Regions from separate parts of the Mus musculus genome. Here all the other regions are linked to region 1. A link is a loop called in an ENCODE intact Hi-C map of the cell type or tissue named here. Cell type or tissue: left cerebral cortex. All regions are shown on one strand.

What was found. Hi-C counts contacts between places; a loop is a spot of excess contacts. Peaks named below come from ENCODE experiments on the same cell type or tissue, not always from the same donor. Only the 100,000 strongest peaks of a DNase experiment are listed, where the experiment ranks them.
Region 2: a loop joins it to region 1, with 4 times the contacts of the local background. A loop is called at or near these places in 3 of 42 quality-filtered maps.
Region 3: it touches region 1 in a loop (5-fold over the local background); 2 of 42 quality-filtered maps call a loop at or near these places.
Region 4: it touches region 1 in a loop (2.1-fold over the local background); 3 of 42 quality-filtered maps call a loop at or near these places.

Annotation. Positions count from the first base shown.
Region 1 is chr19:26,605,428-26,607,927 of GRCm38, forward strand. All of the region lies in intron 1 of Smarca2 (SWI/SNF related, matrix associated, actin dependent regulator of chromatin, subfamily a, member 2), which reads left to right. Gm52395 (a long non-coding RNA gene) reads right to left here and starts at 1,083. Exons shown (of 7, transcript XR_003952911.1): 1 at 724-1,083; 2 at 1-622. In left cerebral cortex, a CTCF peak has its summit at 1,414 (motif pointing left); DNase peaks (open chromatin) are centred at 541, 1,244 and 1,784; H3K4me3 peaks cover 2,500 bases; H3K27ac peaks cover 2,500 bases.
Region 2 is chr19:26,248,268-26,250,767 of GRCm38, forward strand. No RefSeq gene overlaps it. Among named protein-coding and RNA genes, the nearest start is that of 1700048O14Rik, 200 kb to the left of the region's middle. In left cerebral cortex, no CTCF peak of the experiment used is centred here; DNase peaks (open chromatin) are centred at 1,149 and 1,697; H3K27ac peaks cover 370 bases.
Region 3 is chr19:26,529,036-26,531,535 of GRCm38, forward strand. It overlaps Gm52395 (a long non-coding RNA gene), which reads right to left. Exons shown (of 7, transcript XR_003952911.1): 5 at 2,296-2,483. Among named protein-coding and RNA genes, the nearest start is that of Gm34808, 22 kb to the left of the region's middle. In left cerebral cortex, no CTCF peak of the experiment used is centred here; a DNase peak (open chromatin) is centred at 977.
Region 4 is chr19:26,260,274-26,262,773 of GRCm38, forward strand. It overlaps the pseudogene Gm25176. Among named protein-coding and RNA genes, the nearest start is that of 1700048O14Rik, 220 kb to the left of the region's middle. In left cerebral cortex, no CTCF peak of the experiment used is centred here; DNase peaks (open chromatin) are centred at 1,458 and 2,298; H3K27ac peaks cover 1,350 bases.

The DNA of each region.
Region 1 (2,500 bases):
CCGCCTCTTCCCCGCGGGCCTCAGGTGGAATGCTCTAACCACAGCTCCCGGGTGGCGATAAAAGAAACAAAGTTTCAACCGAACCTCGCCGTTCTAATAATAACAGTAATAATTACTACTTCGAGGGGGCAAGGAGAAGAAATCCCAACATGTCACAGCCTTGACCCTGGGCAGGTTGACAGTGATGCGCTGCCAACTCAGGGTTGCAACACACTCTCCGCCAGGTTGCATCCCCCCCCCCCTCCTATCCCCTAAAAAGCAGAGGTGGGGAGGGCTAGTGGCAAGAGGAGAGGGGGATTTGGGAACTCCGGGCCGGGGGGCGGAGGGGTTGGGAGGCGGGGGACTGGAAACGCGACAGTTCACCCCGAGCCATCCTCCCCGTTAGAGTTGGAAGGGAACAGGAAAGGAGGGAAGGAGGGTGAGGAGCCCGGGCTGGCGGCAGGGCGCCAACCAACACGGCTGCTATTCGCCTCCCGGGGACTTGTTTAAAGGGCTCCGGCTGCGGGGACGAGAGCAGATCTTGGCGGTAGTAGTCTGGGATGGCGCACTGAGCGGGCGGCGGCCACTACCACAGGGTTGGTGCCTTGGGGCTCCGAGGTGTCACCTCCACTCCCGGGGTTCCCTAGGGCAGGGAAGGGAATGTTGATTGGTGACAGGCCTTTAGGTGAAAGGGTTGGCCCCGGGGGCTATGGCCGTGGCGCCGCGGACCCTCTTGTCTGGTACCTAGAGGCAGCGCGGGCTAGGATGTTGAAGTTCGGGGTGTCCAGCCCGGGTCTCATTACAGAGGGTGGAAGGAAGCCCCAAGGAAAGAGGTCCGAGGTGTCCACTAGGCTCTGTTAGCCTCCCCTCCCCTCTCTGGGTTTGTTTTCTTTTGCTTGGTGTCTTTCCTTGGCAAGCGCCGAGGAAGCTGCAGACGCGGGGCGCCTGGGATGGTCTGAGTGTCAGGGGCGCACAGGGACCCGGGAGAGCCACGGCGGCTGAGGGCTGGGGAGGCCATGATCCGGATAATCCTCTCTGCCTGACTGTCACAACAGGACCCGCACGCACCCGGGCAGCGGCCGCGGCGTTCGCCCGGGAAGGGGAAGGGCTGCAGTGGGGAGGAAACAGGGGGTGGCGAAGGAGGGAGGCGGGGAGAGCCGGTGGGAGCCTCCTCCTAGCGATGACACTCACCCCTTCCTTCTTGCTCCCTGCTTTCGAGTTTGCTTTATTCCCATCCCAACATAGTTCACCCCTTCCCTTGCCTCCTCCTCCTCCCCCATCGCTGGGCTGCCTCCCCTCCCATTGGCGTTGCAAAACAGGGCCACGCCATCTGCATAGGTGTCGCGATGTACTTCCCCAAATCACCGGTCCAGCGCGCCAGCCCCTGGGCGCCCTCCAGCCACCAAGCGCACACCAGCACAGTGCCCCCCGGTGCCCCGCACCAGGCCGCGCAGCCTGGACGCAGTGACACCGCTCCGGGCGGGGCGCAGCGCTGAGGACTCTAGGGGACACCCGCGCTCCGGCCCGGGCGCTCACGCTGGTTTCCGGTACCTGCAGGAGATCGCCGGGTGCGGGTGTCTGCATTCACCCCTGCGGCCTGGATTACATTATTATTTTTTTATACCGGTTGCTATTCGCTGCGGATAGTGGTGAGCGCCGGGCTGGTAGGGCTGCCTGGGGGATGGGGGCGGAGGGAAGTTGGACACCAATCAACCCGGAAAAAAAAAGTTTGGCAGTGCTGCAAGTCGGATGGAGGGGCTGGAGGGGGCGGCGGGCTGGCGTGAGTGTGCAGTGCGCTAGGGACCAGTGAGTGGCGAGCTGCGCGGGCTGCGTCTCTAGCCGGAGCACTCCCGGGAGCCGGACGCAGAGCCGGCTGGGTCTGGCGGCGGGAGGCGGTGGCGGTGCGTGCGGCGGCGAGGGCGAGTGCGTGGCGCGCGCGAGCGGCGGAGAATCAGGAAGTCACCGCGGCGAAGCGCACAGACGTGTTTGATCGCCGTGACATGACGCGCGCGAGGGAGGAAGAGGAGGTGGCGGGGGCCGGGCCGCGGGCGCCGGCCTAAGCCGCGCTGTGCACACCGCTCCCTCGCAGCCCCGGGCGGCGCCAGCTCGAGAGCCCTGGCCGTTCAGCGTCGCCCAGGTAAGGAGCCGGCTCCTCCCGCTGTCGCCGCCGCCGCCCGCTGAGCTTTCTAGGTCTTTCTCTGCCGACCCCCCTCCCATCTTTGGCTCGCCTTCCGTGCAAAGTCAGGCAGGCAATCGATTGCAGGGAAAACTTTCCAGCGGGAGGCACTGCGCGGGGGAGATGGAGGCCTCGCGGGTGGCTGGCGTGGTCAGTTCTTTCTGCTCCAGGTCCGGAGAGAGTGAGTCGCTGTGCCCTGCGGCTGTTGCACGTTCAAACTTCGGGCCTAAATGTGCTTCCAACTCTCGCAGGATTTACTCCACGAAGAAAATAAACACCCCAAGCGGTCCACTCTCTCGCGGGGGCCCTTGGGGGTGTTTAAAGCGAAGGAGGATGGTGTAGGAG
Region 2 (2,500 bases), 360 kb before region 1:
TGTGTATATGTGAGTTTGTCTGTGAGTGTGTATGTGAGATGTATGTGTATATGCATGTGTGTGCACATATATCTGCAGGTGTGTATGCATGTGTGAATGTGTGTACATGTGTGTATCAATGTATGCATATGACTGTGTGATGTATGTATGCATGTGTGTATGTGTATGAGAATGTGGTGTGTATACATGTATGTGTACATGTATGTTTGTGAGTGTGTGCATGTTCGTGAATGTTTGTGCAAGTGTGTGCATATGAGTATATAGTGTGTGTGTGTGTGTAATATTATTTAGGGATGTGGCCTCTGTGATATACAGTGTCTACTTTCTTCATTTTTTAAGTTTTAGCAGAATGGAGCAAAATGACCAGAGCTGAACTTCATTCACAACATTAATGTATGTTTGGCCAAAAGAAAAATTTCAATTTTAGTTCAGCCTAACATTACCAGCAACATCTACTTAATATTTTAACCAAATTAGGAAAAGAACCCTAACACAATATTTGTTCTAGCAAGTATCTCATAAGGGTGCGGAGATGGAGGTCATTAAAAACAAAGGGAAATACGCAGGTTTACTTGGGCTTAGGACAGGTCAAGCAAGAGCTCCGTGTTTTAATAAACACTGGCACACACTTTCCCTCCTCAGATATCATTCCCTTATTTTATTGCTAGTCACCTTTTCTTCCACGTCAGCAAAGCTTTATTTTGTTGAAGAGAGTCACCTTGCCAAAGAAGGCAGATGGGATCACCCATTTGGAGAAAGACCCCCCCAAAGGACATGCCAGTTGGCAAACACTAACACAAAGTATGCACTCCGTAAAAGCAAATATGATTTAACCTGCAATGTAAAGTCCCCTCAATGTATGATTATATGTGCCTTTTTCCTCATTCAGTTCAGTGTAGAACCTTACTAACATTGAGGAGAAAAGCATCTCTTTTCACATACACCATAAATAAATACTTAAAATGATCTAAAGCATTGCAAATTCTTAAGGCAAAATTGCAGTAGTGAATAATAAGGGCTTACATTTACAGTAGGATTATTATGGCCCAAACATTGTGCTCAGCACTTTGCCTGATTTTTTTTTTTTTTTGACAGAGAACATTTGGGACTGAGAGGGCATGGAACTTATTTAAGTTTCCATAGCTAGGAAGAGGCAGATCCAGGAATCCAGTCATCTAAGACTGCCTGGCTCCAAGTCCAGACTATTAAATAGCACATTTCCTCAAATACAAAGTCAACAAATGTCAAGTGACCCTTGTGATGAACAGTGCATCCTGACTAAGTAGAGAGGGTACACTCTCTTTCTAGGCCAAAGAATCTACTTTAATTTGCTTTTCTTAGCAGAGGTCTTTGAAATGGCAGTGTATGGTAGCCACTGTATAGAGACTGTCTGAAAACAGTGTCTAGTCAGCTATGACTCTGCGCTCATTATTTTCCACCCCTGTGGACTTCTGGGGAATTGTGTCTGGAGCCCATCTTACCTCATCTTGTCCTCCAAAGCACCTCCAGACCTATATCTCATGACCAGAATGAGCCAAGATGGGCTGGCTCCCGAGCAAGTGTTCTGAAGACCCAGCTTTGATTTTGTTCTTCAATATGATGCACCACTGCGACAGAGCTCTGGCATGGCCTAGGACAGTGACAGCAGAATGTCTTGCTGTTCCTATATTAAGAATGTGTTCTCAGAAACAGCTGGTGTGTTACAAATGTAGCCGAGTGCCTGCGAAGTGGGATGATTGGAATCCCACTCCTAAGCACGCAGGCTGTCTGTGTTTGAGAGTCAGAAAATGAGATGGCAGGAAGGATTGTAATGGGACCCGAGGAGATGAGGGTAAGACCAGGAGCAGCACTCCATGTATCCACTGGCTTTAGGAAGCCAGTATCTTTTGCCTGATCATGACCATATAGGAATGTGATGGGAAGTAGATTGTATTGTTGATCAGTTCTCAGATCTTTGTTAATGAGGATGCTATGTGGCTGTCTATATGTATGCACTTGGATGGCATATTGCTTTCTATAAGAAATCATTCTTTATTTCTATTAAATTTGTGGTGAGAGTTTTTGTTTGGGTATGATAGTTAGAAAATATCCTAACTCTAAGGTATAAATTGGTTGTAGAGGCCACATGAACTTGTTTATAATTAAAAACAATTTTGAGAATGTCATCTGTGAACAATGTATTTACATGATTCCAACTCTTTCCTCTTTCCAATTCAATGCATCCCATGTGCCTCTCTTCATTTTCAAGGCTTACCTTCTATAATTATTGTTACATTTGTAAGTTTGTATATAGATACACACACACACATATATATGTATATATATATTATATATATATGTATGTATGTATATATTCATTTTGCTCACATATACATGTGGTTTGATCTATCTTGTGTTAGATAACCTATCAAGGGGGCTCATTTCTGGAGAGGGGGGAACTGATCCCCCTCTTTCAGCAGCCATTGATTCCTTGTAGCTTTTCATTTAGGGGTAGGGCCTT
Region 3 (2,500 bases), 76 kb before region 1:
TGAAGACTGTTTTAGGGAGGCCGGATAGGGATTCCAAAGGCTCTGGGAAATAAAAAACAAAACAACAGATTTGCAGGATTGCCAGTCTGAGAGAGTCCATCAAACTTTATGGCTTCAGAACCAAGTTTGTAGCCCAGATGGAGACTTGTGATTGATAACGAGTCACTTTGCATAAAAAACAAGATTGCACATGGCATTGATTCCCCAAGGTAGACAAGGTAGACAGTGTTTCTTTCATTAATTTCAGGGAGTTAGCTGCCTTCAAAATTGTTAATATCTGGTGTGTGTGCGTGTGTGTGTGTGTGTGTGTGTGTGTGTGTGTGTGTGTGTGTGTGTGCAGGTAAGGAAAGAGCACTTGTTCTTGATGAGGACTTGGGCTTGGTTCCAAGCATCTATACAGTAGTTCACAACCATTCATAACTCTAGTTCCAGGGGACCCAATGGCCCCTTCTGACCTCTGTGGGCACCAGGCATCATGTAACAAAACACTCAAACATACACATACACACATACAGATATATTAATATAAATTATATAAGATACATATATGATATAATGTATAATAAGAAATGTGTACTATAAAACATATATAAAAATATAAACTATACATACACACACTGTTTCATTTGGACCAAAATACACTAAGATTTTGTTCTTTTAGGGCTCTTTTGAAGCAGGCAATAAATTTGTAGGACATTAGTTTATTAACCTGGTTACACTTTGTGCTACATAGTGTGTGTGTGTGTGTGTGTGTGTGTGTGTGTGTGTGTGTGTGTGTGTACAAGATTAAAATATATGGGGTGGGGTCTGGATAAAGTGGCTCAGTGAGAAAAGGTTTGCTATGCAAGCCTGAGAATGCATGTTTGGATCCCCAGGACTTGTGTAAAACTGGATGTGATAGTTCATTTCTATAAACCACCCCCAGTGTTCTTATGCAGAGGTGGGAGGCAGAGACCAGAGGATCCCTGGAAATCCAGGCAGCTAGCCTACCTTACACCACAGTTTACAAGACGCCCTGTCTGGAAAAAAGTGGAACACAGAGACCAATGCCTAAAGTGTCTCTAATCTTCACACATGTGCACATGGGGTACGCTATATGTGGGTCCACACTTAACATATATCAACATGTACAAGTTTGCATACATACCCAACATATATGAACATATACAAGTATGCACATACACTCAACATACATGAACATGTACAAGTATGTGCACACACATATGCTTGTATGGTATATTTATACACATACAGGTAGAAAAACTTAAGTGGACTTGAGCAAGCGATGCTCCATGGTAGATTATGAAAAGAATGTTTGAAGATTTCAAGTCTAAGATCTACCAGCACTTAGAAGGCAGAAGAATGTGGAAAAGCAAGAAGGTTCTGGAAGAAAACATACTGCCAGAAAAGCCAACACCATGCAGTGTTTAACTAAGTTCACTGTTACAACTAGGTCACCCTAGACAGTAACACATCCTCTCTTGAATTAATTGCTCAGTAAACAATGTGATGACCAACCCCCTGTAGTGTGCCAGGGCAAGAACAGTTTACCAAAGCCATGCGTTCATTCATCTAGTCATTTCTTTATCACTCTCTCAGAACCTGTTTTTACCATGTGCTCATCTCTCCACATTTTGAACAATGAAAATGGAGACTTACCAAAAAGTAAAAACTTACTTCCTGTCCCAGCTGCCATCGGAGAGCAGCAGCCAGGGCCCTGCACTACCCCATGGCTGTGGGACTCAACAAGGGCCACAAGGTGAGACACAGCCAGTGCCACGGGAGCCTCACCAAGCACACCAAGTTCATGTGGGGCGTGAACCGGGAGATGTGCGGCTTCGCGTCCTACGAGTGGCGAGCCACGGAGTTGCTCAAAGTGTCCAAGAGAAAGAAGAAGAGAAGGCCTAGAGAAAACGGGAGGAGCTAGCAATGTGCTGCTGGCATGAGGAAGGCGGCTGTCAACAAGGATTGATGAACCCTCCCCCAATAAAAGAGCATTCCAAAAAAAAAAAAAAAAGTAAAAACTTAACACCCCAGGACTGATGGTCAATCTATTGCTTATGCATATTCTCTGTCACCAACGCTACTCCTGCTTCTCTGTGGGAATGACAATTTAGTCATTTGAAAAGTTTAGTTATAACTGTCTTCTTAGGACCCAAGTAATAAGTGTATATCATAAATGCTGGGGTACATGAAAGTGTGATGAGTCGTTTTCATCAGCATCCCAATCCACAGCTGAGGGCGGCTTAGCTTACTGTAGTCTCGTAATGGAGAACCAAAGGTACCAAGACTTACCGTGACATAAGAAGAGTGGTTTCCGTTTTAATAGAGGTTACGCAGGCTTGTCCCATGGGAAGTTTAGTGACTGAGTCCTGAGCACGGAGTCCTACCTTAGAGGCATATTGATGATGAATTAATTCTCTTGAGTTGTATAAGGGAGCTGTAGAGAAGAGGGCTCTGGTGTCAGGCAGAGCCTTGTGAGCCTGAAAGACAGGAGACA
Region 4 (2,500 bases), 350 kb before region 1:
AGGTGTTAAAGTAAAAGTAATATAACTGCTCTTCATCAGAATATTGGACACCTCGACTTTCAGAAAAATAAGAGAAATACAGAAGAGACATGTTGGAGCTTTGGTAACTGCTAAAGTAGGGACAAAGCAAATGCCAATGGAATATCTCCATATTTTCAATTAGCAATAACCGTGCCTCGGATAAACCTCATTGACTACGATACTGCCACTGCGCAAAGCTCTCCATATTTTCAAATACATCACCAGTCAACTACTACACTTAATTGAAGCTATTCTTGATTGAATTTAAATAATAATTTATTCTGTAACCACTGGATATCATTGCTGCTGATTTACTTAACCCCTACAGAGATAATACATGCTTGCCATTAGGGTACTGCACGTTATATTCTCCTTTTGGAAGCTGGGATATAGAAATGTTCATTTAATTTCATTCTCTTGAAAGTTTTAAATGTGCTAGATATAGAGGACTGAGGTTGTAGTCCCAGAGCATTAATTATAAACTCAAAGCTCTTTGTATGAATGACTTCATTAACCCCCCTCATTAAAAGAGCCTGATGTGGTTTCATTATTGTCATGGTACCATGGGCTTTAGTCCTGTCTGTGGAACTAAGTCTTACAAGTTATCCACTATACATTGCAGTCACTCTACCATGTTACCTCTTCTTCCATCACTTCTGATACTTACAATCTAAGTCCTGGACTTTCTTTCTGGTCTGTGTAAAGTCAGAGATCCAAAGCAGCCCAGGCAAGGAAAACTGAGAAAGCCAGGGGTAAGTGGTCCATGGCTGAGCACTGACCAGTGAGCATCCTGGTCTCTTTTCACTTTCAGACAAGAAAGACCACAGAGACAGTGACACGCACAGTGAAGCTAAGCTTATTTAAACTTCAGATCTACTACTATAGAGTACATCTCTGGATATGTCCAGTGTTTCTTACCCCACACAGATCTACAGTCTCCCATCTCTCTTTAAGGATGCAGGATGGATACAGTCATTTTAGAGGGATGCTTACATAGAAAATGAATGAAATACAATGGAAGCATACTTTCATGAAAGCAAGCCATCAGTTAAGCATCTTGGACATTCACATGACTATCACCCTCAACAACAGGGTACACACAGCCCTGAGATCAGTAAGTTACCTGTGCAATTCCTAACACCAAATCTCTTGCTAGTTTTGATTTTTTTCATTGTAAGTGACACACCTTTGTATTTTATTAGCATGATCTGCTCTTGATTAAAACTTTTCAATACTTTTTGTGATATAGGATCAATATATCATAAAAGCATCATTAAAACATCCCTCTCTTACTGGTTATGAATTGCCTTGTTGGTGATGTAACTACATCTCCCAGAACCCTTTGAGAGACTGAGCCTTAAGATCTGGGCATGTTTCACAGCAGAAAGATGAACACAGCCTAGTTTGGCTCCCTCTGCACAGAAAAGGCACATGGTAGAATAAGAAAAGCAGACATGGTGGGTGTGTCGTAGGTGGGCCTGTCAATGGTGAGTTCCACTGTTAAATGCTAGAAACCGAATTTAACTTCTCTAGGCCCCTTTGCATCTACAAAATAAAATCTGCCTTGCCTAGCTCACAGGATTAATACAAAGGGAAAATAAGACAATACACATGAAATTATTTTGAAGAGAAAATTTGGTTTTCTAGAAGGCAGAATCTTAGGTGGACTTTAGCATGCAGGATGCTCTATGTAGTGTGTCTTTGGGATGTGCATCTGAAAGAAACGAGAAAGGAAAATAATGTCAGGAGAAATTCAGTAGTTATACAACCCACTGAAAACTTCAGCCAGGGTCACAAGAAAATCCAGCGCTACCATGGTCTGCCAAGATGGTCTCAACTTCTGTTGAAACAGCAAACTATGTAACATTGTCACCTGATGTTCACTGGACATCAGATATCTGAGGAGTGGCCTGAGCTTGGGGCAGGTGACCCTCTGCAGCTGAGGAGACAGTGAAGGTTTTCATCTGATAGCATTCACAGCATCTTGGGTAAAATGTCTTTCCCAGAGAGAAAACTTTAATTATAAAGTTACATACATATAAATGATAAATTACAGGGTCTAAAACAGCATGCCCTTATTCTTCCTTACTGTACACTCAAGGAGAAAAACCTTCAGGATTCCTTGATGTCACATTTCTTTTTCGTGAAGGAAACTTACAGGGTGAAGAAAAATGAGAAAACATGATAGCCCACGCTGCTGGAACTGGTCTCAGAACCATTATGCATGTCAGAGCCTGCAGCCTCCTATAGCAGCACCTCTGCTCGCATGGGTGGCTGACCCAGATCCTCAGGCATCGTTTATTGTGAAACTTTATCCCATGACACTTGATTATGCATTTTCTTTCAGCACAAGGCAGTGGAGTACCAAAAGGCACCCAGATAGATCTCATGGTAGTTAAATATAGTCTTATCCTTCCCTGTTGTATAAATGCAACCGTTGAAGGATGGCCAGTTCCCCCTGACAATATAACAACCCTAC